Regions from separate parts of the Homo sapiens genome. Here region 2 is linked to region 1. Evidence: chromatin loops called from intact Hi-C (ENCODE). Cell type or tissue: heart left ventricle. All regions are shown on one strand. Each heading gives the region's core, and the rest is flanking DNA. Links, peaks and the distances in the headings are about the cores only.

Region 1 (15,457 bases), core at 6,892-10,891:
AATGAGCAACAGCATGGCCCAGAGGGACTAGAGCTTATAGGGGCTGGAGGGTGAGAGGGAATGACAGCTGATAAGACTATAGACAAAGGCAGGGCTCTGATAAGGAAAAGCCTCTCATGGCAAGCTAAGGGGAGCTATTGAAATTCTTGGGGGTAAGCCAACTATGTACGTTTCATTTCATTTCATTAATTAAGATTTTAATTAAACACTTAGGATCTGAGGAGCATACAAATGAGTAAACTACAGTCTCTATTTTCAGGAAGTTTAAGTATAATGACAAATATAGATGTGTAAATAAATACTTATAATCTGGAGTTAGAAAGAGTAAGTGAATTACAAGAAATATAAAATGTACTACAAAGAAGTACAGGCCAGGTGCAGAAGCTCATGCCTGTAGTCCCAGCACTTTGGGAGGCTGAGGTGGGAGGATAGTTCAAGCCCAGGAGTTTGAGACCAGCCTAGGCAACATAGTGAGACTTTGTCTCTATTAAAACTAAAAAAAAAAAAAAAAGAAGAAAGAAAAATTAGCCTGGCATGCTCGTGTGTGCCTGTGGACCCAGCTACTCAGGAGGCTGAGGTGGGAGGATCACTTGAGCCTGCAAGGTTGAGGCTGCAGTGAGCCATGATCACACCAACCTGTGCAACATGTAAGACCCCATCTCAAAAATAATAATAATAAAAAGAAGTACAGAGGCTAGAATACAGCTTTAGTTTTAAGGGGGCACTGTAAGATAATCTGTATTTTTCAATTAAGGTGCTTATAGAGTGAATCAAGAAAATCAGTTCAAGAGTGTCTCATTTCCAACAAAATTTGATCAAAGATATGGCTATAATCTCATATTGTAGTGCATGCTAGTTGTATAATTAATGAAATACTAACCAAAAAATGAAAAAATGAACCAATCATGGAAGGGAAAATAATAAATACTTACATATAAATAATAAATTAAAAAGGGGGAAAAATACAATTGCAGACCATGAATTTCTTTAAAAAAATAAGGAAAAACATCTCTTACCATTTGTTTTCTGAAATTGACCTTTCAAGGCAAAAAATGAAGTTGTTTGCTCCTGGCCTAGTCTTTCCACTTCAGGGTCCCCATTGTCAGCAACTTAAGACTGTCCCTAGTCATCAGCCCCGGCCACCACCAGGAGTGGGGAGGTTGGAGGAAGATTCAGATGATGCAGAATGCTAAAGTGTCAGGGGATACTTGAGCAGGGGATAAAGCAAACTTTGGGAAAGAAGTATAAAATAAATATTAATCCATTTTTTATGTTAAAACCCAGTTATCTTTTTTTTTCTCTGAATTTGAAGGAGTTCTTTGACCTATTCTGAATGGAGTGTCCAACAGTAAGTGAATCTTACATAATTCCATTTCTGAAGACCAAGCCCTCTGTATACTTCAAGAAAAGGAAACCAACTTTTGTGTGTGTGTGTTTTCATAAGTACCCAGTGTTTAGCTCCCACTTATAAGTGAGAACCTGTGGTATTTGGTTGTCTGTTCCTGTGTTAATTTGCTTAGGATAACGGCCTCCAGCTGCATCCATATTGCTGCAAATTTGGACATAATATTTGTTCTTTTTATGGCTGCATAGTATTCCATGGGGTATATGTACCATATTTTCTTTATCCAGTCAGCCTCTGATGGGCATCTAGGTTGATTCCACGTCTTTGCTATTGTGAACAGTGCTGCAATGAACATGAGAATGCATGTGTCTTTTTGGTGGAAGGATCTGGAAATCAACTTTTATTATCAAATGACCTGAACTCCAATCTAATGGTTGATCATAGGTTTGACAGGCTATTAATTCATCTGTTGAATTGTTCAGTAAAGTGTTTAGAGTGTCAATTACATGCCAGGCAATCTTGTAGGCATTTTGGAGTCATCTGAGAGCTTAAACACAACAACCCTGACCTCAGGGAGCTTATCATTGGGCAAGGGAAGACAAACAGTACAATAATAAATAAATACATTATTTACTATTCAGAAGGTTCTAAGTACTATAGGAAAATTATAACAAGGTAAGGGGGGCAACAAATAGCGGTGGGGATATAATGGGTGTTGCAGTTTTAGACAAGATGGTCAGGTTGGGCCTCATTGAGACAGTGAAGTGTAAGGAAAGCCTAGAAGGAGGTAAGGAAGTTAGCCACACAAATATCTGGGGAAAGAGATTTCTAGATGGAGTACTCAAAAAAAAAAAAACCAAGATAAGAATGGTTTTTATATTTTTAAATGGTTGAAAAATCAAAAGAATAATAATATTTTATGACATGTGAAAGCTATATAAAATTCAAATTTCAGTGTACATAAATAAAGTTGTATTGGAACACAGCCATGCCCATTTGCTAACTGGCTGCTTTGGTGCTACAAGGGCAGAGTTGAATAAATGCAACATAGACCACATGACTCACAAAACCTAAAATATTTGCAAGGGCATATATGGTTGCAGAAATGTAGAGGTGGCCATTTCAACGGTATTGCCAGGGCAACACATTATCAAGAAAGGCAACCAGTCAGAGGTAAAAGTTGCTCTTTGAAGGACAGTTTCACAACTTGTAACAACTTTTAAAGTCTTGGCAGTTTTACTAGAAGCCTTTGTTCAAATTAGTCTTCCGAAAACAGTGAACAGAACAAGTTGGTAATAACCAGGAATAGCCACAAAAGTCTCTACAGTGCACAGAAAAACAGGTTTTATATTCTAATGAATGTTATCAATTGAACACCCCATGAAATCAGAATTTTTGGAACAAGTTGTATAATGCAGAAAGGTCTCTCTCCCTGGGGGAGCCTCCCGATGAGCAAACATCTCCTTTATCTCTTTCTGAGACTCTTTATGTTAAATATGAAAACTTGCTGCTTTTTAAGGTCAAGCTCTGGAATTTCATGATTTAGCATTAAAAGCAAAATGGCAGGGCAGTAGAACTCAATTTTATTGGTAGAAAACGAATAGGAATGAATAGGAATTTATGTAGTCATGCAAACAGCATAAAGCATTCACCTTCCACATCTAATACTGCAGAGGAAACACTTGCCGAACAGTGAAAACAACACAGAGGACAATACAGCCAAGAAGCACAGACAGGCCATTCCCAAAAATGTCTGGTAGGGGGCTAGATGCAACTTTCCTGAGATGTGATCCAATAAAATCTATTTTATACTTGAGCCAGATTTGGTTGGGGTTTTGTAACTTACAACTGAATAGTTCTAACATGAGGACAGATCCCAGAGAGAAAGGAAAGAAAGATCCACGGACTTGGTGGGACTAAACATAGGATGGGAAGGAGGTGGATGGCTTAAAGGAGGTTTCTAGAAGGTCACCTATCAGAGATGTGATAAGCAGTGAATTCTTGCATAGAAACAGGAGCACCGGTAGAAGGAAACCAGTCTGAGGAAGCTGAAGAATTAAGTTCTGCACCTGTTGAAATCGAAGTCCTGTAGATGTAGCCCATAATCACTACTGAAATGTCAGGAATGAATGTGAGTGAGTGGATGAGATGTCCATTGAGGAGCCATCAGCATAAAGTTGTAGATGGAAACTGTTACAGTAAGGTCCCTGAGGAGACGGGGAAAGAAAAGAGGACTGAAGACTTCATCCTAGGAAAACCCAGTATTCATATTTAAGGAGTAGGAGGAAGAGTCATGGAATATGGGAAAAGTGGTTGGAAGGACTAAGAGAACAAGGAATATACAGCGTCCTAAAACGTGGAGAGGAAGGGGTTTAGGGAGGCAGGGTTGGGGGCAGAGTAACAGGGATCAACATTTGGGTGATAGGATTATGTGGATTCTTCCCCCAAAAGTGACAGAAAAGCCACCTCTGAATGCTTGAAAGCCGGTAATGAATAAGGCAGAGGTTATGGTGTCATATGATATTGACCAGCATACAGTCAAATTTAGATCACCTACTTTACAGATCTCCCATGCATATTCCTGTTCTCTCTTCCCTTTCCCTAGTACCTCAGTGACCCCCACCAGGCAGAGCTGCTAACTGAGATGCCTGCAAAGGCCTGACCTTTCCCTTTGTTTCAAATTCTTGAGAACTAGTCTTTCTCCAAGATGCTAGGAATTAGGGGCTGCTACTGCAGGGACCTTAGAGGGCTGGGAAATCTCATTCCTCAGAAATCCTTTGACCAACTTGTAGAAGGTATTGTCTTGACAGCTGAGTGCCAAACAGCACGCTTTACTTTAGGTTCAGACTTGCCAGGGTTCCAAAACCACAGCACTGAGTTCAGCCTGCCAGCTGAAGAAGGGGCAGGGGATGGTGAACTCCTACAGATTTGCCCTGATCCTGCCATGGCTCTCAGACCTGTGAACATTTTAAGTAAAAGTCTCTTTTGATGAAGAATACAAGATATTCTATCTTCTACTTCAAAGTCTGACACAACTATTGTGTGTTCATGACATACGTATTAGGCCACTCACACATTGCTATAAAAATAGTTGAGATTGGGTAATTTATAAAAAAAAGAAGGTTTAATTAGCTCACGGTTCTGCATGTACAGGAAGCATGGTGCTGGCATCTGCTAGGCTTCTGGAGAGGCCTCAGGAAACTTACAATCATGGCAGAAGGGGAAGTGGGAGCAGGCGTGTCCCATGGCCAGAACAGGAGCAAGAAAGAGAGAGAGTGGGGAGGTGGAACACACTTAAATGACCTGATCTCGTGAGAACTCACTCCACTGTCATGAGGACGGTACCAAGGAGATAGTGCTAAAGCATCCATGAGAAATTTGCCCTTATGATTCAGTGGCCTCCTATCAGACCCCACCTCCAACACTGAGGATTACAATTCAACGTGAAACTTGGGCGGGGACAACATCCAAACTATATCAACATCTAAAGGCCTAGGTAGCTCACAATGAGTCAGTTAAGGAGGATGTCCGACCTGGGTAAAGAGCGAGGGTGGAGAACATTCATTCATTCATTCAGCATGTGCTATGTACCATGGTGGACACTCAGGATATAATGATGAAGACAGACATGATCCTCCCCTTCATGGAGGTTACAGCCCAACAGGGAGGCAGGAAACAGCAAGGCAAAGGAGATGGAGGTAAACAGAAAGGGACCTACGTTAGATAGGGTGGTCAGAGGAGGCCTCATGGAGGAGGTTACATCTAAGCCAGCTATCAAATATGAGCTATTACCGGATTTCCCAATGGGGAAAGGGCAGAGCATGAACAAAAGCATGAGCACAAAGGCCCCTTGTCAGCAAGGGTTTGCTTCTGTGAAACTGAAGGAAGATCAGGGAGGTAGGAGGGTGGTGAGCCGGGGGTTGGGTGTACTGTTGTTAAGTGAGGAGGGAGGCCATGGTGTGGAGTATGGACTTTATTCCATGTGCATCAGAAAGCCACTGAAGGTTTTAAGCAGGAGTGACAAGCTGTGGCTTGGGTTGTAAGATCTTTCTGGGTACTGTGTGGAGAATACAAGGGAGCTGGTGGAGAGTGAGAAGCTGGGAGACCAGTTTAGGAAGCCATCGCAGTGGTGAGGTGAGTGGGAACGGTGAATGTCAGAAGCTGTTGCATTGTCTGGTGTAGCATAATGGATTGGGGGGATTATCCTTTGCAAATTACACTTTACTCTCTTTTCAGCCATTATTGTGGGTGATTGAGACTCATCCGTATGAACTATTCACCTTCGTACCTCCCGTTTACAACTCAGCATTGCTGGAAGAGCTGAACAGCCGCATGGATCATTTTTCAATTATAGAAAAACAAATTCTAAGCCTGAGAGAAAAAGTGCATGAGAAAGAAAGGGAGGAATATAGCTGCTAGCAGACAAGACATATACTTCCCAGCTCCACCACTGTGACTCTTTTAATTCAAAGAGATTTTTCAATTTTCCAGTGAGATTCTGGCCTCAATTCCTGTCCTAGGCTCAGAAAAAGCACAATAGTTTCTTTATACATCTTTTCTTTTAAAAAGCTCCCTGGAAAATATTGTAAATATGCTACTATATTGAGGTTTGATAATAAAGGGAAAAATTTTGCTCTTTATACCCATTTCTACTTGAACACCTTGTTTCTCTTTATTTCTCATGTTTGCTGGGTCATTCCTACTTTAGCGTTGGCGAGTAAGAGCAGCAGCCTCCTGGGAATTTAGTGCTCGGTATCTAATATTCAGTGCTGGGTGTGGGTGTTAGCAAATGCTAGGGAAAAGAAATCTCTGTCATCCTTCCCTTTCCAGCTGTAATCACGTAGAGTTTCCCTAGTGGCATTGGTGGAACCTGAGACCTGACCTCATTGGTCCCACTAATGACTAGGTAGGAATAAATAATTTAGATTGTTAATGAGGGTTTGAGCTATTTCCCCAATGAGCCCAACTTTCCGGCAGCCTCAGACTTTAGAGCTCAGTGGAGTATGTTTCTAAAGCTGCTGCCATTTTCACACCCTTTCCTCACAGTTAGGAAATAGTTGGAATTTGGTTTTTAAAAAAAGTATGGATCTCCTGGAGATGGGCAGTCTTTGATAGCACCCTGGGAAGTAAAGTCTGTCCTAGGCTGTTCATTCATTCCAGGCATTGCTAAGGGAAGTAATACAAAACAGACCACACATGGGAACCTAATTTCTGATTTGAACTTCTTTTCCACACAATTTATAAGTTAAATCACCGTCAATCTGTGATGAATCCATTATGATCTCCTTTTTCAGGAGTTGTGCCTAAATTTGGGGGTACTTCTGACATGCCAAGGAATGAGTGGTAGTTAGCAGATCACTTCCACGTCCTTGTAGACCCACATTGGTGTCCCCTGGGCCATTCTCATCTCTATCCACTCTTTGGTTCTTGGTGCACAGGTTTACAGGTTCTCTGTGTCAGGGCTGTACTGCTCTTAGTCATACAGGAAACTCCCACTGCTCCCACACTATCCAAGTGACAAGAGCTCCATCGCCTCAGGAGCCCGGGGGACACTGATCCTCTGCCACAGTGTGGCCTGTGAAGCTGGGCAGCTCAGCCTCATCTGCTTACCTAAAGGATGGCAAACATGGACCCACCTCTCTGCACTGCAGCATGCTTTCAACACATGAACTTCTGGAGGATGTTCAAACCACAGCAACTCCTTTTGGGGATCTCATAGACCAATGGTTCTCAGTGCTGGTCCCTTGAGTGGCAGCAACAGCATCACCTGAAACTTGTTAGAATTGCACATTCTCCAGCCCCAGCCCAGGCTTACTGAATCTGAAGCCATAGGGTTGGGCCAGCAATCTGTGTTTTAACAAGCCCTACAGGTGACTCTGATGTGCTCAAGATTGAGAACAGCTGTCGCAGAGAACTTTGTGGGTTTCATTGTGCTGACTTCTACACACGAATTCCTAACTTGGGCCCATTCCTGGGCCACTGCTCTGTCCTTCCTCCCTTCAGGACCATTCATTTGTTTCTGCTCAACCCCTGAGACCTTAGCAACAGCCCAGGCAGACCCCTGCTTCTGCAGCCTGCACAGCAGGATCCCCCGAGAGGCAGCCTTCATTTGGAACAATTTCTTTCCCACTCCTGTTTCCCAACCTTTCGGGCATTGAGTTGACTAAATTCGGAGTAAGAAATAGGCCAAATCCTCTGTTCCACAAAAACTAATTACCTTCTCTGTCCTCCTCGGTCCTACTCTGTGAGGTGGGGGAGTTCTTTTCCTTCCTTTCTCAAGCACATTCCTCTGTGTTGTCCATGGCCCTCTCCACTGGGCAGGTGGCCCCGAGACGTTGGGACAAGCTCATGTCCCAAGATAGTTTTCTGGCTCCTCTGACAATCTCTGGCCCTAGAGAGAGAAGCATAGGAACATTGAAGCTGGCCAGCTTTCATCAGCCACTGATGCTGCAGCATAAGCATCACAGTTTTCCCTTGGGGGTGTGTACCTCTACTCTTGATTTATGCTCTTTCCTTTGGTTATTTTAGCTTTTCCAGGGATTTTCCATGCCTTCCTCTTTCTCCCTGCCTAAACATGAGTATAAACCCACTTGTTCAATCCCCACCTCTCAGAGAAGCTCCAATTTTGCATTTCTTGGGCTAGCCCCATTCTCTACCTCACAGCCAACATGGCTAAAAGTCAATATTTCACCCTCCACAATAAACCCCCTTGTTCTCTTGCATTTCCCTTGATCCTTTCCCAGCCTAGTGAGTTCCCATCACCCTTTGAATCTCAGTTTTGACTTCAACCATGTGCAGGTTTCCCTGACTTTTCCCCACATCCAACCAAGCCTGGGCACTGTCCACTGTGCACCTTCAGTAGCTTTTTAATGTGGGCCTCTGCAGAGCTCCTCCCCAGCTGGGGCAGGATCCCAAGGGTCTGTCTCTCATTCACTTTGCACCTTCCAGCCTAACATAGATGCTCATGTCAAACCAGTATCGTAGCAGCCTAGAAAGATCATCCCTTTTCCTAGTGGACTACCTTATAGCTGCAGAGCTGCCATGTCCAAACATACTGAAAGAGGTATAAACACACTTCCAGTCACCCCTAACAAAGCTGGAAGCCCAGAGCGGGCCCAACATTTTGTACTAAGTCACCAGGGCAATGGCTACACTCACATCCTATTCACAATTGGCCTCCTCGATGACATTCACCATCTTATGAGGCTGAGAACCCTAACCAGCTATTTACTATTTCATCACACTGAAGACCATAACTTTACTAGTCCAGAGACTCTTGCCCTGGAAGAGCCAAGTTGCAAATCTTTATGCTTCATGGGAGAACTTTCTGGAAAGTCTCAAGTCATCAACAGACAGTTTACATTCCTAGATTCACATTCCCTTGATGTGTCCACCAATCCTAAACTATTATGTCACAATCCTTACCCAATTCTAATCCAACCTCCCTCTCCTACATTAAAAGATCTCCCTTAAACCAGACGTCAGAGTCTTCATAAATAAGACCCTGTTTTCCTCCTATTGAGACTTCCTTATGGTGGAAACTATGCACTCAGCTTTGCCTTATTATCAAGTAATTTGGGGATCCAGCATGCAGCAGGGCATTGCTTACCTAGGCCTTTCCTGCTTACCTAAGGGATTATTACTTTGCATTCAAAGGTTTGCGTTCAAAGGGAGTTTTGTTCTCTCAGCGTCTTCTACAGTGAAGAAGTTCTACATCTTGACGCAGTAATGCCTATGTACTCGAATGAAAATTCGAACAGCCATGGAGACAATAGCCAAAATGCTTTCTTCTCTAGATCAAAATGACCTTCGGCTTCTGGCTGCAAAGAGCATCTGCAGACGAAAGACGCGATGATGTGGCGCCTTCTGAGAACTGACCAGCAGAGGGCGCTCTTGAGAAAGAAGAACGATGTGCAAGATTGTTCCGGTCAGGGATGGCAAATTCCACACAGGAGGCACCACTTAGCTGTAATTATTGTAAAGAATGGTAAAGGCAAGTGGATTTCCACAGAACATGAACCAGAACAGCCATGGAGTGATAGCGGTGCCAATTGCGGGAAACCTAGCGGAGAACCTTCCCAAAGTGGTATTCAGGCTAGGATTTCAAGCCTCTAGTGGGGTTTGGCCTTTTTACCAAGTCTCCTGAAATAACAGAATTTCCCCCAGTAATTCTGAGCCCTGTGGCCTTTAGGACATGCCATCTTGAAGTCGTTCTGAGCTACTTACTCTGGTGTTTCTGAGAAATTATTCTGAAACAGAAGGTCACTCTAAGCCAGAATTGGCAAACTTTTTCTGTAGAAGGCCAGATAATAGATATTTTCACTTTTGTAGGCCATACAGTATCTATGACAATCTTGCAAATAGAAGAACTATTTGGCTGAGTAGCTGGAACTGCAGACGTGCCATTTCACTTGGCTCTGAGTTATCTCATTCTGATTCTGTGGGAACTCAGTGCCTTTCCTTGTCTTTGAGCTATTTTGTAACTGTAAATTGTAGATAACTGATAGCAATGGAACAGAATTCTTGTTTTAGACATGCAACTGAATCCTGTCTAGTGGAAGCTCAACTGACTTGTCTGCCCTTCAGTAAAGAAGCCAGTTTTGCATCCATTTGGAAATTCATTTCAGTATTCCTGATCTTTAAATGTCTCTTTTTAAATTTTTGCTTTGACCAATTGTAACATCACCCTGGTTTCCAAATCTGTTTTAGAAAGCTGTCTTGCGGCATGAACCTTGTAGCTTAAAAGCAGGCACAGAAAACATGAAACTAATGGGTGTGACTGTATTCTAATGAAAATTTATAGACACTGAAATTTGAATTTCCTATAATTTTCATGTCACAAAATATTTTTAAACAATTTTCCATGATTAAAACAGTAAAACCATTATTAGCTAATAGGCCATCTAAAAACCAGCCAAATTTGGCCCATAGGCTGTGGTTTGCCAGTTCCTGCTCTGAGCCAACCCTCGGCACAACTTCTCAACTCCATCTGTAATGCCCATGTCTCTCTGAGAGAATACCTTTATAAATTCTTCTTCCTAGACCGTCTAGAAATAGTTATCCACCAAGAAAGATGAAGGAACCAAAACATCTCTTTCAGGTCCTACCATGTCTATTACTAAGCAAAGTGCTGTTAAAAATTCTGACTGAGTTAAGGGGTTTAATAAAAACACATGATTCTCAAGGGTCAAAATGACTGCCCTTTCTGGTGTGAATACTAACTGCATCATGCGTTTCTTGCCAACGAGGAGTCCCTTTGCTGACTTCGCACCAGATTAAGGGAGAGCGTGAAGGTGGAGCTGGATCTTCTGAGGTTTGGGCCCTCAAAACAACCTTACCGGTTGAGATTCTGGACATGGGACTTAACTCTCTAGCTTCTGTTTCCTATTCTGTAATGTGAGGGGATATTATTATCTGATAAGGCTTTTGGGAGGGTGTTAAGAGCCAAAACACGGTAGGCACTAAATTGATGTTAGCTTTTATTACCCAACAGATAGAGATAAGCCCTAAGAAATGCCATGTCTTTCTGTGAGAAAAGAGGTGCTCTTTAGTGTTAGTGATGGGATGTAATAGGAATGGATTGTAAGATCTTGGAGAACAGGATACAAACTAAGTTCTTCTTTTTTCTGAATTACTTAGCTTAACTCAGTGCCTGGCACCTGAAGTGGTCTCAAAAGTAAGGAAAAACCGGTACTTCAATAGAAAACAATGCATTGTTTATAGTATTACTCTTCCAAGTTATCTAATTCTTTTTTTCTTTCTCTTTTTTGTTTTTAGAAACAGGGTCTTGCTATGTTTCCCAGGCTGGACTGGGCTCAAGCGATCCTCCCGCCTCAGCCCGATCTTCCTGCCTCAGCCTTCTGAGTAGCTGGGACTACAGGCATGAGCCTCAGCACTTGACTCGGAATTATCTAATTCTGATTCTGTGGGAGCTCAGTGCCTTTCCTTGCCTTTGAGCTATTTCGTAACTGTAAATTGTAGATAACTGATAGCAATGCAAAAGAATCCTTGTTTTAGACATGCAACTGAATCATGTCTAGTGGAGGCCTAACTGACTTGTCTCCTCCTTTGTGAAAGAGGCCAATTTTGCACCCATTTGCAAATTCATTTCAGTATTCCTGATCTTTAAATCTCTTTTATTTATTTTTGCTTTGGCCACTGGTAACATCTGCCTTGTTTCCTTATTAATAATGAGTTAGAGAAAATCTTTGACGTGTTCATTTAATACCTATGTGAGAGTCATGATTTCGCTTTTGTTTTTGTGGAAAATTGTCTTTCAATATGCTGTTTAATTATGAAATTGAATTCAGGAACGTTTTCCTAGAAAACATTCGAACGTGGTCCTAGGGAATGACCTAAAACACTTCTATGCTGCCTTTTTGAATCATCTCCTCTTTCCATTTACGGTCTACTCATGACTCTGCCACTACATTTCTATATAATTTTGAATGGCACTTCAACTTTCCCATCTGGAAAGTAGGGAGTGGAACTCAAAGGCATTCTATAAGACAGCAGTTCTCAAACTTCATGGTCTAGGGACTTCTACACTTTTGAAAATTATTGAGGACCTCCTAAAATTATCAGGGCTTTGGCTTATGTGGGTTGTAGCTCTTGTTATTTGCCATATTAGAATTAAAACTGAGAAAATTTAAAAAATATGTATTTATGAGGCTGGGCATGGTGGCTCACGCCTGTAATCCCAGCACTTTGGGAAGCTGGGGTGGGTGGATCACAAGGTCAGGAGTTCGAGACCAGCCTGGCCAACATGGCGAAACCCTGTCTCTACTAAAAAAATTCAAAATAAGCTGGGCATGGTGGCCTGTGCCTGTAATCCCAGTTATTCAGGAGGCTAAGGCAGAATTGCTTGAACCCGGGAGGCAGAGGTTGCATTGAGCTGAGATCATGCCACTGCACTCCAGCCTGGGCAACAGAGCAAGACTCCATCTCAAAAAAAAATGTATTAATTCATTGAAAATAACAATAACAAGCCCATTACATGGTAACATAAATAACATATTCTTATGACAAATAACTATATTTTTCAAAACAAGAAAATATACAGTGGGAACAGTGGCATTGTTTTACATTTCTGCAAATTGCTTTATTGTCTGGCTTAAGAGAAGACAGATTCTTGTATGTGCATTTGCATTCAATTTGTTGTGACGTCAATATGTAGCCTCTAAAATATCCAATTATGTTCATGAAAGAAGGCAAGTAAAAAAGGCAAATAACATCATAATAATATTATGAAAATAGTTTTGACCTTGCAGATTCCCTGAAAGCGGCTCAAGTCCCCTCAAGAGTTACTGGAACACTCTTTGAGAACTGCTGTTATAAAGTAAACCAAGACAACCTAGAGGTGGGAGTAGTGATTTTTTTATGATGGGCATGCCAGTACATCATGCTGGTCCCTTCTTAGAGTGACAATTGGCTTTCCTAAGCATTCCGGAACAGCCTTTCCTTGGGCGCACACATACGCAAGTGTGTGCATGTGTAGCAGCATCTGTTGATCTGTGCTGGGATTCTGTGTTACAAGCTTGAGTGGGACATCGTATATCCCTGGAGTAGGAACAGGAAGTAGATTGACGGTGGGGGAAGGAGATAAGCTCCATTCTTTTTTCCCAAAGAAGCTCTGAGTGAGTCCCTGAAACTGCATTTGCAAGGGCCTTTGTCCTAGAATTCGTTCTTGATCCTTTTCTCAAATCACGGCTTGGAGAGTGAAGTCTCTGGAAGCTTCTACTCTTACTCAGATGACCCTGCTTCTGACCCTTGGAGGGTCACTGGGCTCTAAGATGACAGAAAAGCAGGTATTGGAAGAGTAGTCAGTAAAGGAAGAGAGTTTTCCTTCCTGAAAGTCCTGAAGAAAAAAAAACACTCTGTGCCTTCCCTGTTAGAATCACTCTTCTTGTTCTTCCTTGCACAGGCTCCTTGATACCAGGAAATATTTTCAGTGCAAGATGAACCTGGAAGCTACTGCTGATACTTTCTAGGTACCAAATGACCACTGTGAAGAAAATGTAAATATTGACATGAGCTCACTGATTTCTTCCTTTTAGAGAAGTAACTCAGAGATTTGAAGTTTATAAATAATCCGCTTATTCTATAAATAAGAACAGACTCAGAGCTTTTATTATCACCTCCCTTTTATGTACTTACATTCCAATTTACACCATAAGATAATGGTTAAGAATTAAATCTTTGGAATCGGGACAAACCTAGGTTTATATCCTTGGTCTGCCACTTCATGGTAATGGGAATTTAGAGAAATGTCAACCGTTCTAAACCCTAAATTCCTCATCTATAAAGTAGGGGTGAGTTACTTTGAGATCCCTGCAAAGCAGAGCCTGAGTCAAGGACCTGGATGCAGGTAGTTTATTAAAGGTAGTGTTGAGGGTGATCCCAGAAAGAAGCAATGTAGGAAGAGAGAAAATGAGGCAGATTTAAGTGAGAAAAACAATATGGCATATTATTGGGCTGGTTACTCTTGTGGCTGATTGAGGACTGGGCATCCTCTTAGGGATGCTCAGAGAAATCATATAAAATGCATCCAGAGATGTCCCTCTGAAAGGGTGGGAGCCTGAGACTTTTCTCCAGACTCGTCCCTCATTGGCTGAGGATTGCCCCAGGGGCACCAATTTTCACTGGGAAGAATGAGCTTGCAGAGAACTCTCCACTGCCGCTGTGGCTGAAATCAGCAGTGGATCGTGGATGTGTCATGAGGCACAAAGCTATCTGCTACAGGAGATAAATAATGACCGTGTCCTAGAGTTAGTGTGAAAATTAGATGAAGTGCTGTCTATAAAATGTCTAGCATTGTGCCTTGCTCAAAGGTAAGTACTAAGTAAGCATTCACTTTATTGTTGCGGCTGATGTGATCATTATGATTATTATCATTGTATGTTCATGAGTGAGAGAGATGAGTGAATATATGACTTAGAGGGTTCCAAGAATGACATGTAATCTGCAGTCTATCTCTTCTATGCCAAAGCCTGTATGATGATTTACCAGGACCAATGGCCAATTGTTGTGATTATTAGGGGTCATTACACTACTTTTACTTTCTCACCCTCTTTTTGATGTTTTGTCAAAATTTGGGCTCAAGGAGAAGGCATATTCAGTCAGTTGTTTGTGATGGAAAAAAGGTTGCCATTATGCTAGAGCAGCGCTGTCTAATAGAACCTTCCACGGTGATGGAACTGTTCTCTATATCTGTGCTGTCCAAAGACAATAGCCATTAGCTGCATGTGGCTTTGGGCACTTAAAACATGGCTGGTTCAGCTGAGGAACCAAATTTTTAATTTTATTGAAAGTTGTAGTTAATTTATATCTAAATGTAAATCGCCAAATGCACACACAGGGAAGGGCAATTAGAGATAGTGTTCCCAGTAGATAGTGGAAGGGCCCCTTCCCCTGGGGCTAAAATTAAGGTGATACAGCCAGCAATGTATTTCCTGCAGCCCCTGGGCCTGAAGCCCACGAGATCTGACTTCCAGGTTGGTGCATGGTGGTATCACCCAGGCCAAAGGGCTGCTGGCTGAAGACAATGTCCCCATGATGTTGTGAAGACACGGAGCCAGTAGAGGTTGGAGGGGGAGAGGTGACGACCTCCACTCAGCTTTGGCCCATTGTTTTGTGTGCAGAGCCAATCGCCCACCCCTTTGCAGGGGAGAGCTTCATTCTCAGCTGCCCTACAATGAGGGAAAGATTAAAGAGAAGCCCATCCACCTAGTGTTGTCTACTTCCTAAAGGTTACACTACCCTAGAGACAAGATTCTTGGACGGACGCAGTGGCTAATGACTGTAATCCCAGCATTTTGGGAGGCCGAGGCGGGCGGATCACCTGAGGTCAGGAGTTCGAGACCAGCCTGGCCAACATGGTGAAACCCTATCTCTACCAAAAATACAAAAATTAGCCAGGCGTGGTGGCAGGCACCTATAATCCCAGCTACTCAGGAGTCTGAGGCAGGAGAATCCCTTGAACCCGGGAGGCAGAGGTTGCAGTGAACTGAGATTGTGCCACTGCACTCCAGCCTGGGCAACAAGAGTGAAACTCTGCCTCAAAAAAAAAAAAAAAAGATTATCATTTAAGTATGATTAACTCCAGCATCACCT
Region 2 (15,457 bases), core at 4,079-8,078, 700 kb after region 1:
AGGGCAGAAGGGAATGGGAAAAAGAAACAGAGTAATAGTCATAAAGGAGGAGTAAAACCTTTCTAAGTATACCTTTTAAAATAATTCTGACTCTTAAAATCATACAATGTTTTACATACCCCCAAAATAAATAAACCAGGATGTGAGGAGGACAACCCAAAATAGAATAAACAGTAACCAGTGAACGTAATTGTACCGCAGACGAATAACATGACAAATGAAGAGGGTGAGATAGAAAGAGCTATCGTAAGTATTTTGACTATTACAAAAAGAAAAACCAAAAGAACTATATATGTGTGTATACATGGGTTAATACACATACATACATTTCCAATGTCTTCTGAGAAGCAGTAAGCACATCTAGCTCTATGATCTTGGTTTCTAAATACCAGTCTATAATATAAGGAACCAACGCTCCTTGGAGAAACAGTTGATTTCAGGCTTAGAACATAAAATATAGATGAGCCTGGAACAGCTTCTGATGCCAAAAAGGAGTGCTCAAAAAATGACAGGGGTAGCTAAAAAAGGATATAGGAGCTAACTAGAGGGACCTCTTAATGGCTTAGGTGGAAACATTTTGAGCAATAATATATATAATGATAGTAATAGATTATGCCCGTAAGTCCAAATTGATAAAAAATAAATTAGCGTTTCAAATTAATAAATTTGAAAGTGGAATTCAAAGTGGAAGAAATGATGGAAATAAATAATCACTACTAAGCAAATATCATAGCTAATAACTGTTGCAGGGAACCATCAATGGATGCTAAAATTAGTGGACAAAAGTATGAGAAACAGGATATTTCCATAGTGTCAAAGTATCTCCCTAAAAGGTACTTATTAATTACAAAGGGAAAAATAGTCACCTTATAGTGCAGAAACCTGACAAACACTATCTAAGTAAAGTGAGCAAAGTAAACATCACCTAGGCTAGGCACAGTGGCTCACGCCTGTAATCCCAGCACTTTGGGAGGCTGAGGTGGGCAGATCATTTGAGATCAGGAGTTCGAGACCAGCCTGGCCAACATGGTGAAACCCCGTCTCTATGAAAAATAAAAAAAAATTAGCTGGGTATGGTGGCACACATCTGTAATTCTGGTGGCTGAGGCAAGAGAATTGCTTGAACCCAGGAGGTGGAGGTTGCAGTGAGCCGAGATCCTGCCACTGCACTCCAGCCTGGGTAAGAGTGAGACTCTGTCTCAAAAAAAAGTAAACATCACCAGTAATAAGACATTTGAAATCATGTACTCCCTGACATCATGCCCTGAGAAGGGCATACCATCATTTCTGTGGCATTATTGCAAAAAATGCATAATCTCACTCTAATCATGAGGAAACAACAAACAAACCCCAACAGAGGGACGGTCTAGACAATAACTGACCAGCGCTCTCCAAAAGTGTCAAGGTCATGAAGGACAAAGACTGATTACAGAGACTACAGAGACATGACAACTAAATGTATTGTGGAATTCTGGTTAGATCCCAGACCAGAAGAAGTACATTAGTAGGGAAATTGTTAGAGTTTGAATTGTTTGCAGATTAGTTTATGATGTCAATGTTAATTTCCTTATTTTTAGAAGTCTTTTCTGTAAGTCTATACATATTTCCAAGTAAAAGTTTTTTTAAAGCTAAGGGAAAAAAGTGGTTTCAGCCGGGCATGGTAGCTCACACCTGTAATCCCAGCACTTTAGGAGGCCGAGGCAGGTGGATCACGACATAAAGAGTTCGAAACCAGCCTGACCAACATGGTGAAACCCCGTCTCTACTAAAAATACAAAAATTAGCTGGGCGTGGTGGCGCACACCTGTAATTCCAGCTACTCAGGAGGCTGAGGCAGGAGAATCACTTGAACCTGGGAGGCAGAGGTTGCAGTGAGCCGAGATCGTGCCACTGCACTCCAGCCTGGGGGACAGAGCGAGACTCCATCTCAAAAAAAAAAAAAAAAAAGTGGTTCCATAAGGTGAAAACATTGCCATGTGGTACATTTCTGAAGGGAGTGGCCATGTGGAAGAGCTTACTGTTACTGAAGTTCTACAGATATTAACGTATAAATTATGTAGGAAGAATGTTGGACACCAGAAACCAGAACAACATTTTGCTTAAAACACCATAAAATATAACCTATTTGTTTAGCAGATTTGGGAAAAATAGAAATAATAATGTGCTACTTGTGCTTTTTCTATTTTCAGAGCTATAACTTTCAAGTCAGTAAAGTAGTCTGAATGCACATAGATTTGAGCTTGGTCCTAATAAGTACACAAAATTTTATTGGACATCTCTTAAGTACCACAAATGAGAGGCGCAAATCCTTTTGGTCTCACTCCTTGGAGTTAATGCTTGCCTGGACAGACTTAAGCAATAGCAGACAGATGTCAATAGATACATGTTTCTTCCTTTTGTTCCCCAAGCAAACAGTTCTGAGACACATTTAAAAGAAGATTCCATAAACATTGAGTATCAGTCATCCAATTTAACAGCTCAATAATACATCACAGTATACCCCACCCACCACCACCGCCATTTCCTGTTCAATTCCCCTGATCCCTCACTTTAGCACAATGGGATCACTACCAAGTAAACTTCTTGCTCATTAGCCTTTGTTCTAGATCAGGGGATGTCCAATCTTTTGGCTTCCCTGGGCCACGTGGAAGAATTGTCTTGGGCCACACATAAAATACACTAACACTACTGATAGCTGATAAGCTAAAAAATAAAAATAAATTTTAAAAAATCTCATAATGTTTTAAGAAAGTTTAGGAATTGGTGTTGGGCCACATTCAAAGCTGCCCTGGGCCTCATGGGGCCGGCAGGCCACAAGTTGTGCAAGCTTGTTCTGCTTTGGAGGACGGTAGGGGGTTGTAGGAAGTGGGAAGAGGATGATAGAGACTCAAGCCAAGAAAAAGATACAAGCTTGCCCTTAAGGACAAGTTTCAGGACAAACTTGTCAAGGACAAATATGGAACAGATACCAATCAGTGGGAGTACATTATTAAATTCACAAAATACTCATAAAAATGTCTGCAAATGAGAATTCTAAACAGTGAACCATCTATACCAGATATAGGCCAATCATTCCAGATAGAACAAGCAAAGATGGCATTCTTTGCCCATGAAGAGAGCTCAGGAACCAAATCAGGTTGGGTTTACTTTATGCCACATAGAAAAAAAGGCTAACAAAAGACTTCATGAGCACTGCTCAAAAACTTCTTATGCATGTAAGCTCCTACAAGAAGTCTACCATTAGTCAACAACAAAGATGAAAAATGAAATCATTTTGACCTGGAACAGAAAAAGATGTATTTCAGATTTTTTTTATATGAAAGACAAGTCCTACAATTTTTTTTTTAAGTGAGAGATTTCTCTTGTGGAATATCAGAGAGAAAATATTTGGTTCATTTATGCGAGGAAGAAAAAAGCAGAAAAGCCTAAAAGAAACACAATCAAAGCAAAACTCTAATTTGTTAACAAAAATAAATTCAGCCCTATTGTTAGTTTTTGACAAAACAGCTGCCTAACAACTTAAACCAATTGCAATCATATTATTTTGTAATTTGCACACAAAACTTTTTGTTGCTTTTTTTCTCCCCAGGTTTGCTTTATGATGTTTGTTCTTTTTTAAAAAAAAAATCTATTAGCTACTTAAGAAAAAAAATAGGAATTATAAAGTAAGACTACAGATAGCCAGTTTCCAAGTTCCTTGCTACTCTGAAAAATCAGCTGGAAATAGTCAACCACTAAGCATAGTGTGTCTTAAATCTGCTTCAAGGAATCAGGCAAGGTTTTGAGGATAATTGTGAGGCAGGAGAATAGGGCCTGGAGGCAGGGAACCTAAGGACTTCCTAGAACTAAATCAAATGGAAACACTCCACCTAAGACAGGAAATATCCTCTTCATTTACATAGGGCATACACAGAGTAAATAACTTTGTAACTTCACTTTAGCCTGTTCATTTACATAGGGCATACATCAAGTAACCAATGGAAGCATCTACAGGGTATTTAAATCCCAGAAAATTCTGTAACTGGGCCCTTGAGCCGCTTGCTCAGGCCTGCTCCCAACCTGTGGAGTGTGGTATCATTTTCAGTAAATCTCTGCCTGTGCTGCTTCATTCTTTCCTTGCTTTGTGCATTTTGTCCAATTCTTTGTTCAAGACACCAAGAACCGGGACACCCTCAACCAGTAATAATTGGGCAAAAGGGCTTCTTCTCCTGGAGTGAATGTCCCCTCCAAAGTACGGTAAACACATACACAAAGGATTTTAGTGTAAATGAAAAGGATAAAAACACTGTTTGACTCAGATGAGTTCACTTTCCTCACCTCCATATTTAATGCACCTGGTAAGGACGACTTGAGTTTCTAAATCCCAAACCCATAAGGCATGTTTCCTCAATATGTCAAATCATGTTGTTTCCATTTATCTTTTACAGTTTCTCAAACTATGAGATGCAAACTTAACATTTTCTAAAATGTTTTCTCAAATAGTAAACCCCACTTCAGTAAGGCCAGGAGCACCATATAATTCAAACAATGCACAAGTGTATCCGGCCAAAGCGGGAGTGAGGGCCAAGGAGGGTTGGTCCCAGGAAAATGCATGAATATAAATATATTTGCAAAACTTCACATAATTTCAGGGATCTTAGGTCCTATGAAACCCAGATCACAGGTTCAGAACTCCCTACTCTATTGTTCAACCCAAATAAATAAGGTTTGTACTTTACCATACTGATTGAGAATTTGTTGCTGAGTCAGTCCTAAATTAGGTATAAAACTCATTACAAACGTGCCCTTTTCAAGGTAAAAGAAATTTTATTTTTACCAGCTTAATAAACTATATTGTCCTCTGCTGCACAACTTACAGTTTTATCTAAATAAGATCTTCAGATGATAGCTTTCAAGCATTTTCTCTGCAATTTATCTTCTGCCCCATAAAAAGGTCACTCTCTTGCCTTTTAAGACTAACATTATGGAAAGCATATCCAGAAGTCCCGACATTTATAACTTTGCAATACTTATTTTATAGCATTTTAAATTTTTACTAAAGTGAGTAAAATGTATCAATTGAAGCTATTGGTTATAATAGTTTAAATGAGTGAAATGATATAAGAACACACCCTAACACACACAGACTGAGCTGCCAAACCCAAGTAACTTAATAATCGATAGTAAAAGGGAGGAAAAAAGCATCACACTTAATTTCTGGATGCAGCTATAACCTTAAACTCAATTGTGTTTGTGACAACATCATCCCTGTGCTTTAGTATAAAGAGGGCCCCAATATTTGAACGACCTTCAATAATAAAAGCTTTTTGTTAATCTTTAATTTTCCAAAACACCGCTAAAGTCATAGCGAAAAGATTTTTTGAAGTATACACCAAAAATACAAAAAGAACAGAGGAGTAGGCCCAGCACAGTGGCTCATGCCTGTAATCCCAGCACATTGGGAAGCCGAGGCGGGTAGATCACTTGAGCTCGGGGGTTTGAGACTAGCCTGGGAAATGTAGTGAGACACCGTCTCTACTAAAAATACAAAACAATAGCCAGGTGTGATGGTGCGTGCCTGAGATCCCAGCTACTCATATGAGATGGGAGGATCGCTTGAGCCTTGGGGGCAGAGGTTGCAGTGAGGCAAGATTGCACCACTGCAGTCTGGGTGACAGAGTGAGAGGCTGTCTCAAAAAAAAATTAAAAAAACAAAAAAAAATTAAAAAAAACAGAGGAGTACTTCTGTTTCAGGTAATTTAGTGGAGTGAATAATTTGAGAAAAACTCCTAGGACAGATGCCTAAAAGTTCTGGGTAAAAAATTTTTAAATCTCCTTAAATTCACAGCTGGGCATTTGAGAATCTCCTCAAAGCTAAAAATGAAGAAAAACGTGAATCCAGTGAAGCAGCCAAGTCTAAGAGCTAACAGCTACCACGGAGTTTCTGCTGGTCACTGATGGACTGGGTCTTTTAGTTCATTGGTCTTTATACAAACAGAGGCACTGGAGGAAAAGCCTAGCAAGAGAGAGGTCAGATGAGACCCACCAGCAACTCCCTCAGTGGAACCAGGAAATATCCCCCAGAGACGGAGATAGCAAAACAAACAAAAAAAAATGTGCCTATTTTGCCTTGGCTCTGGAAAAGAAAGAGAAAAAAATTTCCTCCATGAGTTTCTATCCACAAACTGGCCCTGCACACCAAGGCAAAATTTGTATAACCCTTAGGTATGAAAAACCCCAAGGTGAGAATTTAAAACACCTCCAAGTGACTGGTAGAAATAAGTACAAATCCTAGAGGAACACACCTTGAAGTCTGGTCTCCAAAAATTTATACAGATGACAAACCAAGTTAAGCTCAAAAACCTGTACACACAAGAGGAGACAAATTAACATGACTGACACTCAGCAGAACACCAACAACCCTATCAGACTCACCGTGACTACATATACAGAAATAAAGAATATAATTTCATTGAACATATTTAAATATAAAAAGATAGTACTTTAAGTATGGAGAGGCAGATTTCATCATATGTAGAGCATCTATAAATTTAAAATATATCATTGAATTTAGAAACTCAATAAAGAGATGAAAGATTAGGCATGGTTGAAGAAATAATAAACTTGAAGCTAGTTCTAAAGAAATTGTTTAGGATAAAGAGTAATAAAGAGATGAAAAATATAAAAGAAAAATTAATCAATATTGGGGACAGGGGGAGAATGTTTAACATACCTCTAATAAGAAATTAGTAGAGAATACAGGAATGAGGCAATATTCAAAGACATAATAGTGGAAACATTTCTAAAACTGTTGAAAGCCAAAAATCTTCAGATTCAAGAATCCTGATGAATCCTAAAAAGACTGAATAAAAAAATTACACCTAGACACTACAGAACAACAAAAGACAGACTGCATATAAAAAAGTTAGTTTAATGACTGGCTTCAAAACTTCAGAGGGTCTGCTCCAGAAAGAAGTAAAATGAGCCCAAAAAGAAGGTCCATGATGCAAGAACCAATGATGAGCATAATAAATGCAAAATAAGTAGGGGAATCTAGACTAATATTGACTGCATAAGGCACCAACAATAGTAATACCTAAATTGTGGGGTTAAAATAGAGAATTAGGCTCAGGTGTGGTGGCTCACACCTGTAATCCCAGCACTTTGGGAGGCTGAGGCAGGAGGATCACTTGACGTCAGGAGTTTGAGAACCAGCTGAGCAACATGGTGATACCCCATCTCTACTGAAAATATATGCCTGTAATCCCAGCACTTCGGGAGGCCAAGACAGCAGGATCACCTGAGGTCAGCAGTTTGAGACGAGCCTGGCCAACATGGTGAAACCCCATCTCTACTAAAAATACAAAATTTAGCGGGGTGAGATGGCGGGTGCCTGCAATCCCAGCTACTCAGGAGGCTGAGGTGGGAGAATCGCTTGAACACAGGAGGTGGAGGTTGCAGTGAGCCGAGATAGCACCACAGTACTCCAGCCTGGGCAACAAGAGTGAAACTCTGTCTCAAAAAAAAAAATACATATATATATACAAAAATCATCCAGGTGTGGTATTGGGCACCTGTAATCCCAGCTACTCGGGAGGCTGAGGCAGGAAGATCACTTGAACCCAGGAGGCGGAGGTTGCAGTGAGCTGAGATCACGCCACTGCACCCCAGCCTGGGTGACAGAGCAAGACTCCATCTCAAAACAAAACCAAAACAAATATATATATATATTTAAATATATATATAAATTATAATATATAATTTAAAATATATATAAATATATATATAAATTATAATATATAATTTAAAATATATATTTTAAACAAATATATATTTTATATATAGAGAGAATTAAAACAATAGCATGTAAATTAGGAGGTAGGCAAAAATAGTGATTAATATGCTTGTTAGAACTTTAAGAGATCCACGAAAAAATTAAAATGGCATCATTTTCAATAAGGGGGAAAATGGAATTCTAAAAAAAGTTTTAATTAAAAAATTGGAAAAAAAATTCTCCAACAATTCAAGAGAAAAAGTATGTATATAAACAATAGGACAATTACAAAGCACAACGTAAGACGGTAGAAATGACTGCAAATGTATCAGTAACCACAATAAATGTTAAAGGAGTAAATTCTTCAGAAAGAGAAAATACATTTCATTGTAAGGCCCATGTCTAGCCACCTGTTTTGTAAATAAAGTATTACTGTAATATAGCAACACTCATTCATTTACATACTGTCATGGCTATTTCTGTGATAAAACAGCCAAGTTGTGCTCTTCACCAACATCATATTCTGGGTTTTCTCATCATAAATCATTGTGCCTATTCATTGTGCCTATTTGTACAAGAAAGATCTGAACAAGCTTTTAATGTTCTGACTCAAGCCCATATGAATTTCTAGATGCCAATGGCTTACTACAATCTTTCTCTTTACTACTGGTAAAACCTTCTGCCCTTATAAAGCCTGCAAGTTGTATAGTATGAGGCATCATCAAGTTTAACGGTGTCCCTAAAACCAAGTCTACAGTTCTGATGGTAGTCTTGAAGGTGTCCCATGTTATACAACCTTTGTTGCTTTCTGGAAACACACATTTCTCGCAAGTGGGCTTACCTCCTATGAAATCCTATTGCTTAGCTTGTTGGTTATTTAGCAATAAAGGAGCTTAATATATACACTTATAGCGGATATGCTTTTGCAGGTAGTCCATGATTTTAGAATGCTTTGGCTACAATACAGGATTTTGACATCAGCAGGAAATCCAATTAAGATTGGCAGATTAAAACAACTTTTAAGTGCTCTAATACTTCCTAAGGTGGTAGTTATTATCAAGGTTGAAATTCATCCCAAAAAGGGATAACACAAATGCTAAACAAGGTGTTCTGGCTGGTCACTATGGAAGACAGGCATCTTTTGCTAAGCTCCTAGCACCCATGAAACCCCAAAACCACAAAGGTCCTCTTTGTGCACCTCCAAATGGATTCATACAAGTACATCCTGCAGTGAGTTTTTAATATGTCCTGTCCACTGTTTGCTTATTCTCAGGATAGACTAAGCCTTTCCTTGCTAGGGAGCTATGGCTCTATGGTAGAAAAAATATTATCTGATGTCATATTGCCAACCTGTGGAATTCAAACATCTCTCTAGTGGCAGGGGTCCCAATTTTTCTAGGATTGTTATTAAAGAGCTTTGCAAGGCCCCTCCACTTAATCAGAAAGTTCCCTATCTATATTGCCCCAATATCCAAGAAAGGTAAAGAATAAATATAACTCTGAATCTCAATTTTGCAAAGTTCCCAGAGACTCTCAAAGTTCTACGGTCTAAGATATTCCCATAAGCTTTAATGAGTCCACTGGAGTCTATCAACTCTTGCTTTATGAGTAAATACAGGCCTGCCCAGGCATCTAGGAATATTACATCTGATTCTAGACTCCAGACACAACTGGCAAGCAGACAGGACCAAGTATTACAAGGAACTCATGCTAAACATCCAGTCTTATCAATAGGTATGAGCAGCCTTTCCCCCAAATCCTCCCAAACAAACTTCATACAACCTGAAACCCAAAGACTTGGTCTTCTGAAAGAAACAATTTACTCATGAATTAGCTAAATAAAGCATACACTCAAACTGAGAGTTGGGATTATATACATTTTCCTTTTGGAGGAGCCACCCAGCTTCCGTTGGTTCCATTTCCTTGTAATGAGATCAAATGATTTTCTGGGTAAAATACAAGGATAAATAGCCTATCAAAAACCAAAACAAAACAACAAAATGTTCCTGTCTCCACCAAAACTATGCTTGAGACCTTTGGGACCTTTTGTGGGAGCTAGCTTTTGTACACAAACTTTCACAGATAGAAAGCTTGAAAGAGAACTAGGGAACAGATTATGCATATTTGGAGACTATCTCACTTTACCCGATCTGACAAGTAAAACACACTACTTCTCTTTCACTTTAGAACAACCAAATTAATAGTCTTGACACCATAAATTTCACTGCCTGGAGCCAGACCACTCTTCATAAGTGGCCCTAGAGCATAGCAAAAGGATTTGACAATAACCACAGGAGTATTTTGACCAAAAACAGACGACTGAGTGGCCACCAGTGAGTGGATTTGTAACACAAAAACCTACTGGCTACTACCTGCAAATCGGACAGAGGCTTGTTACTTTGGTAAACTCCTAACTAACCTCAGGATAGTCCCTGTTATCATCCAAGATCTGTTTTGATTCATCAATTTACCCTCTTAGAAAAAGAGATAGCTTCATGAAAGGAGAAAAAGTGGGTCTTGGTTTGAGAATCGAAACCCTAATCACTCAAATTCTGGATTGCTTTCTGCTGTCTTCAATCCTCTTCACTTTATAAGAGGCCTAGAGGTAGAGAGTCTCCGGCATGCTATGGTTCAGAGAAAAGCAGGAAAGCTATAATAAACAATGCTACCACAACTACAGAACTCTTTGCCCAAGAGGTTCAGAAAATGGAACTCAAAAAGAGCCCATTAATTATAATATTGGTGTCTTGAGAGAAAACGTGCTGTTTTAGGGGGAAATGGTATGCTTATAGCCCTGCAGATGTCTCTGGCATCTTTAACAATACTAAAAAGATCTGGTAAGCTAACCAAAAAATCATAAAATTAATTAACTTTATGATTTGACTAATAATCCCATACCTGGTACTGCATCTCCTCATTATATAGGAGATAAAATCTGTTCTTCTAGCTTAATTTGGACACTCTTGAGTCACGGCTTAGAGGAAGACAACAAACTGATCATAATCCTTCTCTTGGTATATTTTATTTACAGGGGCTCAGATGGTGTGTCCTCAAGTTTTAAATGCTGCTGTCCAACTGTTGTCTTACCACATGATTAAACAAATGATCATCCAACAAAAAGAACAGAAAAACCTAACACTTGAATGTTGAAACAACCATCTGGGAAATGATACATGACTAAGAGACTATATATAGCAGAGAAGATCTAGACTGATCACATCCCCAGTAGTGAATCCATCAGCTCAGGCCAAAGAATGGCAATAAGGGGGTGAAAAGGAAAAACTGTTTCCTCTATATTCACACTTCTGACATCAAATGTATAGAAGCTTTCCACACCAAGCAATTCTCCAGTTCTCTGTGGATACCAACAGGGTGTCCTACAATTTAATTCTGACACTGACTGTACAGAGACAGTGCAGACCCCACAGGTTAAGGGCTCATTCCCACAAGACTGCCTCCCTTTCCCCACTTCAAATGCCAATCAAAAATCCAAGCCTCCCATATTTCTGACATCTATAAATCAGCAGTTCCTAAGAACCCCTCCTAAGGTTCAATAACTTACTAGAATGGTTCACTGAACTCAGGAAATGCTTATTATTTCTGGCTTATTATAAAGGATACAACTCAGGAATGGCCAGAGAAGAGAGGTATTGGGCAGCAAGGTATGTGGGAAGGGATATAAGTTTCCATGTGCTCTCTAAGCATACCACCCTCCCTGCACCTTCATGTGTTCACCAACCCAGAAACTCCTCGAGCCCCTTTATTAAGGGTTTTTAAGGAGGTTCCATTACATAGGTATGATTAATTCAATCACTGGTCGGGAGAAAGCTTCGAAGTTTCAGTCTTCTAATCACAAGGTTGATTCCCCTGGTAACCAGTCCCTATTCTGAAGCTATAATATTTAGGGGCTTTTAGCACCACTCTTTTCATGAAAATATTAAAAGACACTCACCATTCACTCCGGAGATCGCAAGTTTCTGAGAAGCTCTTGTGTCAAGAACAAGGAATAAGATTTAAAAAGATACTCCTATCACCCCACCACTAAGGAAATTGCAAGAGTTTTAGGAACTCTGTGTCAGGAACTGGGGGGCAAAGACCAAATATATATTTCATATTATGTTACAAGGGGATACACTAAAAGCTGAAACCATCTGCACCCACACAGTTTACCGTCAATATCAACAACTGTCTTCATTCACATAGCATTAATATTCTAGGAAATTTACCCAGGAAGGTAAATCTGCAAATAATTTTATTTGTTCATTTCAAGACATAGTCATAATCATTTATCTGAACACTCAACTACTGAACATATCATAATCATTTATCTGAACACTAAACTACTGAACTTACCCTCATCAAAGTATATACTCCTTTCTCAGAATACAGCAATGAATGTCTACTTCTCAAGATTCACTTTATTTTTATTTTATTTTACCTTTCAGATGGAGTTTCACTCTTGTTGCCCAGGCTGGAGTGCAGTGGTGCAATCTCGGCTCACTCCAACTTCTGCCTCTTGGGTTCAAGCGATTCTCCAGCCTTAGCCTCCCAAGTAGTTAGGACTACAGGCATGTGCCACCACATCTAGCTAATTTTTGTAATTTTAGTAGAGACGGATTTCACCATGTTGGCCAGGCTGGTCTCGAAAAGCGCCGGGATTACTTGGCCTTCCAAAGCACTGGGATTACAGGCGTGAGCTACCGTGCCTGGCCAAGATTCACTTTCAGATCCTATCCACAAATTTGTCTAAGCATAAGCCCCCAAATGAAAAGACCCACCATAAGCCAGAGCCCCAAGGAACCCAAAATATCCTGCCTTTGCTCTCCCTCTAAGACATTACCAATATGCTGTCAATGTAGTGATCAATAGGATTATTTTGGTGTACTTCAGGAAGACAGGATTTTACAATAGAGTAGGAAGTTTAAAGTACAAGGTGCCATACAGAAAAGTCCCATGCAAGATTAGGGTAGCATAGCATAGGAGAAGTTACTACACTAACATTCTCCCAAAGTGTACTTTAAGAAATACTGATCTCTTAGGATATTTAAAGTTGTTGCTTTCAAAAGGGATTCTATATTCAAACAAACTTGATTAATACCAGGTTGAACAAAGGTAAACTGGTCTTATTGGTAATAGGTACTGTAAACATCCAGCTGGAACATACTGTATTGACATACATATCAAACTCATTTGACCACGAGCATTGTCCTCATAAATATCTTGTGGGATTAGTTTTCTACAGAAAATATTTTGAGAAACATTGAACTCTACTAAAGTCAATGATCCTAGGTTCAAGTCTTCATTCCAACACTTACTTATGGTGTAACCTCACCCAAGTCTTTTAGCCTCTCAGTTTCCTTATCTGTAAAATAATAATAATATTCATAATAATAAAAAATATGCGCTCTGTCTACTAATAAAGGTTGTTGTTAGAGTCACATGAGATAAAGAACATGAAAGCCCTTTGTAAACTCTAAAGCAACGTACACATGAATAAAATGTTTTTTTTTGTTTTGTTTTAGAGACGGAGTCTCACTCTGCTGCCCAGGCCAGAGTACAGTTGTCTGGTCTTGGCTCACTGTAACCTCCACCTCCTGGCTTCAAGCGATTCTCCTGCCTCAACCTCCTGAGTAGCTGGGACCACAGGTGCACACCACCATGCCCGGCTCATTTTTGTATTTTTGGTACAGAAGAGGTTTCACCACGTGGGCCACGCTAGTCTCAAACTCCTGACCTCAAGCGATCCGCCTGCCTCACCCTCCCAAAGTGCTGGGATTACAGGTGTGTGTGGTGAACAAAAGGTTTTTACAATATCTCACATTAGAGATAAGGGAAATCCATGGGGATCATGAGACAGTATTATTGGTGAAATAAAATGGAAAATATTTTATTAAAAGTTGTTTTTTGTGGCCGGGCGCAGTGGCTCATACCTGTAATCCCAGCGCTTTAGGAGGCCGAGGCGGGTGGATCACGAGGTCAGGAGATCGAGACCATCCTGGCTAACACGGTGAAACCCCGTCTCTACTAAAAATACTAAAAATTAGCTGGGCGTCGTGGCCGGCGCCTGTAGTCCCAGCTACTCGGGAGCCTAAGGCAGGAGAATGGCGTGAACCCGGGAGGCGGAGCTTGCAGTGAGCCAAGATTGCACCACTGCACTCCAGCCTGAGTGACAGAGTGAGACTCCGTCTCAAAAAAAAGCTGTTTTTTTTTGCAAAGTTGGATAACTAGCACAATTGGGGCCTTCTTTGGTGGCTTAACTCAAGATCAGTGGTAAACAGCCGAATGAAAAAATATATTCAGCAAGAACTTATTAAGATGACAGTGCCAAGACACTAATATGATTCCATTTGAATTTGGATACTTCTCCTTGCTATGATAAATTTTATAATGATGCTTCTAAAACAAAACAAAACAAAAACCCTCAGTAACCCAACTGACCTTTTTCTTCCTTAGTGAGTGCCAAGCATCAGATTAAATCTGATCTCCCCATATGTACAGGAGGAAGTGTCACTGATGTAACTAAAATGCCAAGATAATCATTCACCTTGTGAGTCTATCTTTTCTTAACACAGACACAAAGAGTAATGAAATTACTACAGGCATGGGTGTCACAATAATACAAACTGTCACCTGATAGATCTCTTAAGTCAATAGCCCTTTTTGATCAAAAATGAGTTCTATTTAACAATGTGACTAGAGCATTTAACTTTACAGTTGTATCACATAGCATGGCTTCCAGTAACTCCACTCAAACAAAACTTTGTGAAGGATGAAGAAATCTACTGATTGGGAGGAGATTCTAATACTTGCTTTCTATCTATCTGCCTTTAAATGAGCTAATGAGGAAACTTCAGTTTATTCATCTCCCCCTAGACGTATTGTTCCCAGACTTCAAAATGTTATAAACCAGTAACATTCTCCTCCAAATGTTAGACACAAGAAACTGTCAACTTCTAACTTTACTAAGGTCATTTTTAAAAATTACCATCATTTTTCATTTTAGAAACACTAAGAAGTAGAAAGATATCATCTTAGAATAAAGGACTGCCCGAAGGATTAATAAAAATATACCACAATGCCCTATTTTTGTGGACTATGATTTCTTTGGAAGCTCATATCCAAGATGAGAATAAGTAACAGATCATTTTATGCAGTTTGCACGTACTCAGCTAAAAATCAGCCTGAAAACTGGGACCATTTAAGAATCTGAATTTATGTGTTAACATTGAATGTAACTAAAAATGTTTATATGCAATATATTACTAAAAGTTATCAAGCAGTTTGGCTTCTCCAGCAGTAAGGTGTCAAAGCATGCACTGACAAGGAGCTTGCAAATACATAAAAAAAAAAAAAGGAATCACATTCTTGACAGGTTTACAAAATAATAGTTTAAAAAATGGTTCCAGTTACAGTGCAAGTTACAGACTATTAAGCAGTAGTCTTATTCAACTGCAATCCACCTTTATAAACATTAGACTAAGAAACATTCGTGATAACATAAACATTTCTCATCCTTTCCTTCCTCCTCCTCAAAGGAAACAAAATAGCAAAATAATTCCTACCACCTTCAAACTTATATTGTTCCCATTCTCAGAAGACAACTAAAGTAACTGTCCAAAACGATTTGTAAGAATTTGCTCACTAAACATAAAATCCAAATATAAAAGTTCTATTAAACAAGTCAAGCAAGGCTCTTTTAGGTTC

Evidence for each region. Peaks named below come from ENCODE experiments on the same cell type or tissue, not always from the same donor. Only the 100,000 strongest peaks of a DNase experiment are listed, where the experiment ranks them.
Region 2: a loop joins it to region 1, with 4 times the contacts of the local background. A loop is called at or near these places in 51 of 110 quality-filtered maps.

What each region holds. Positions count from the first base shown.
Region 1 is chr14:51,973,054-51,988,510 of GRCh38, reverse strand. LOC105370497 (a long non-coding RNA gene) reads left to right here. Exons shown (of 3, transcript XR_007064166.1): 2 at 1-1,348; 3 at 5,582-5,985. Among named protein-coding and RNA genes, the nearest start is that of RTRAF, 8.8 kb to the left of the region's middle. In heart left ventricle, for the core only: CTCF peaks have their summits at 9,009 and 9,220 (motif pointing right); a DNase peak (open chromatin) is centred at 9,220; H3K27ac peaks cover 945 bases.
Region 2 is chr14:51,265,301-51,280,757 of GRCh38, reverse strand. No RefSeq gene overlaps it. Among named protein-coding and RNA genes, the nearest start is that of TMX1, 33 kb to the right of the region's middle. In heart left ventricle, for the core only: no CTCF peak of the experiment used is centred there; no DNase peak of the experiment used is centred there.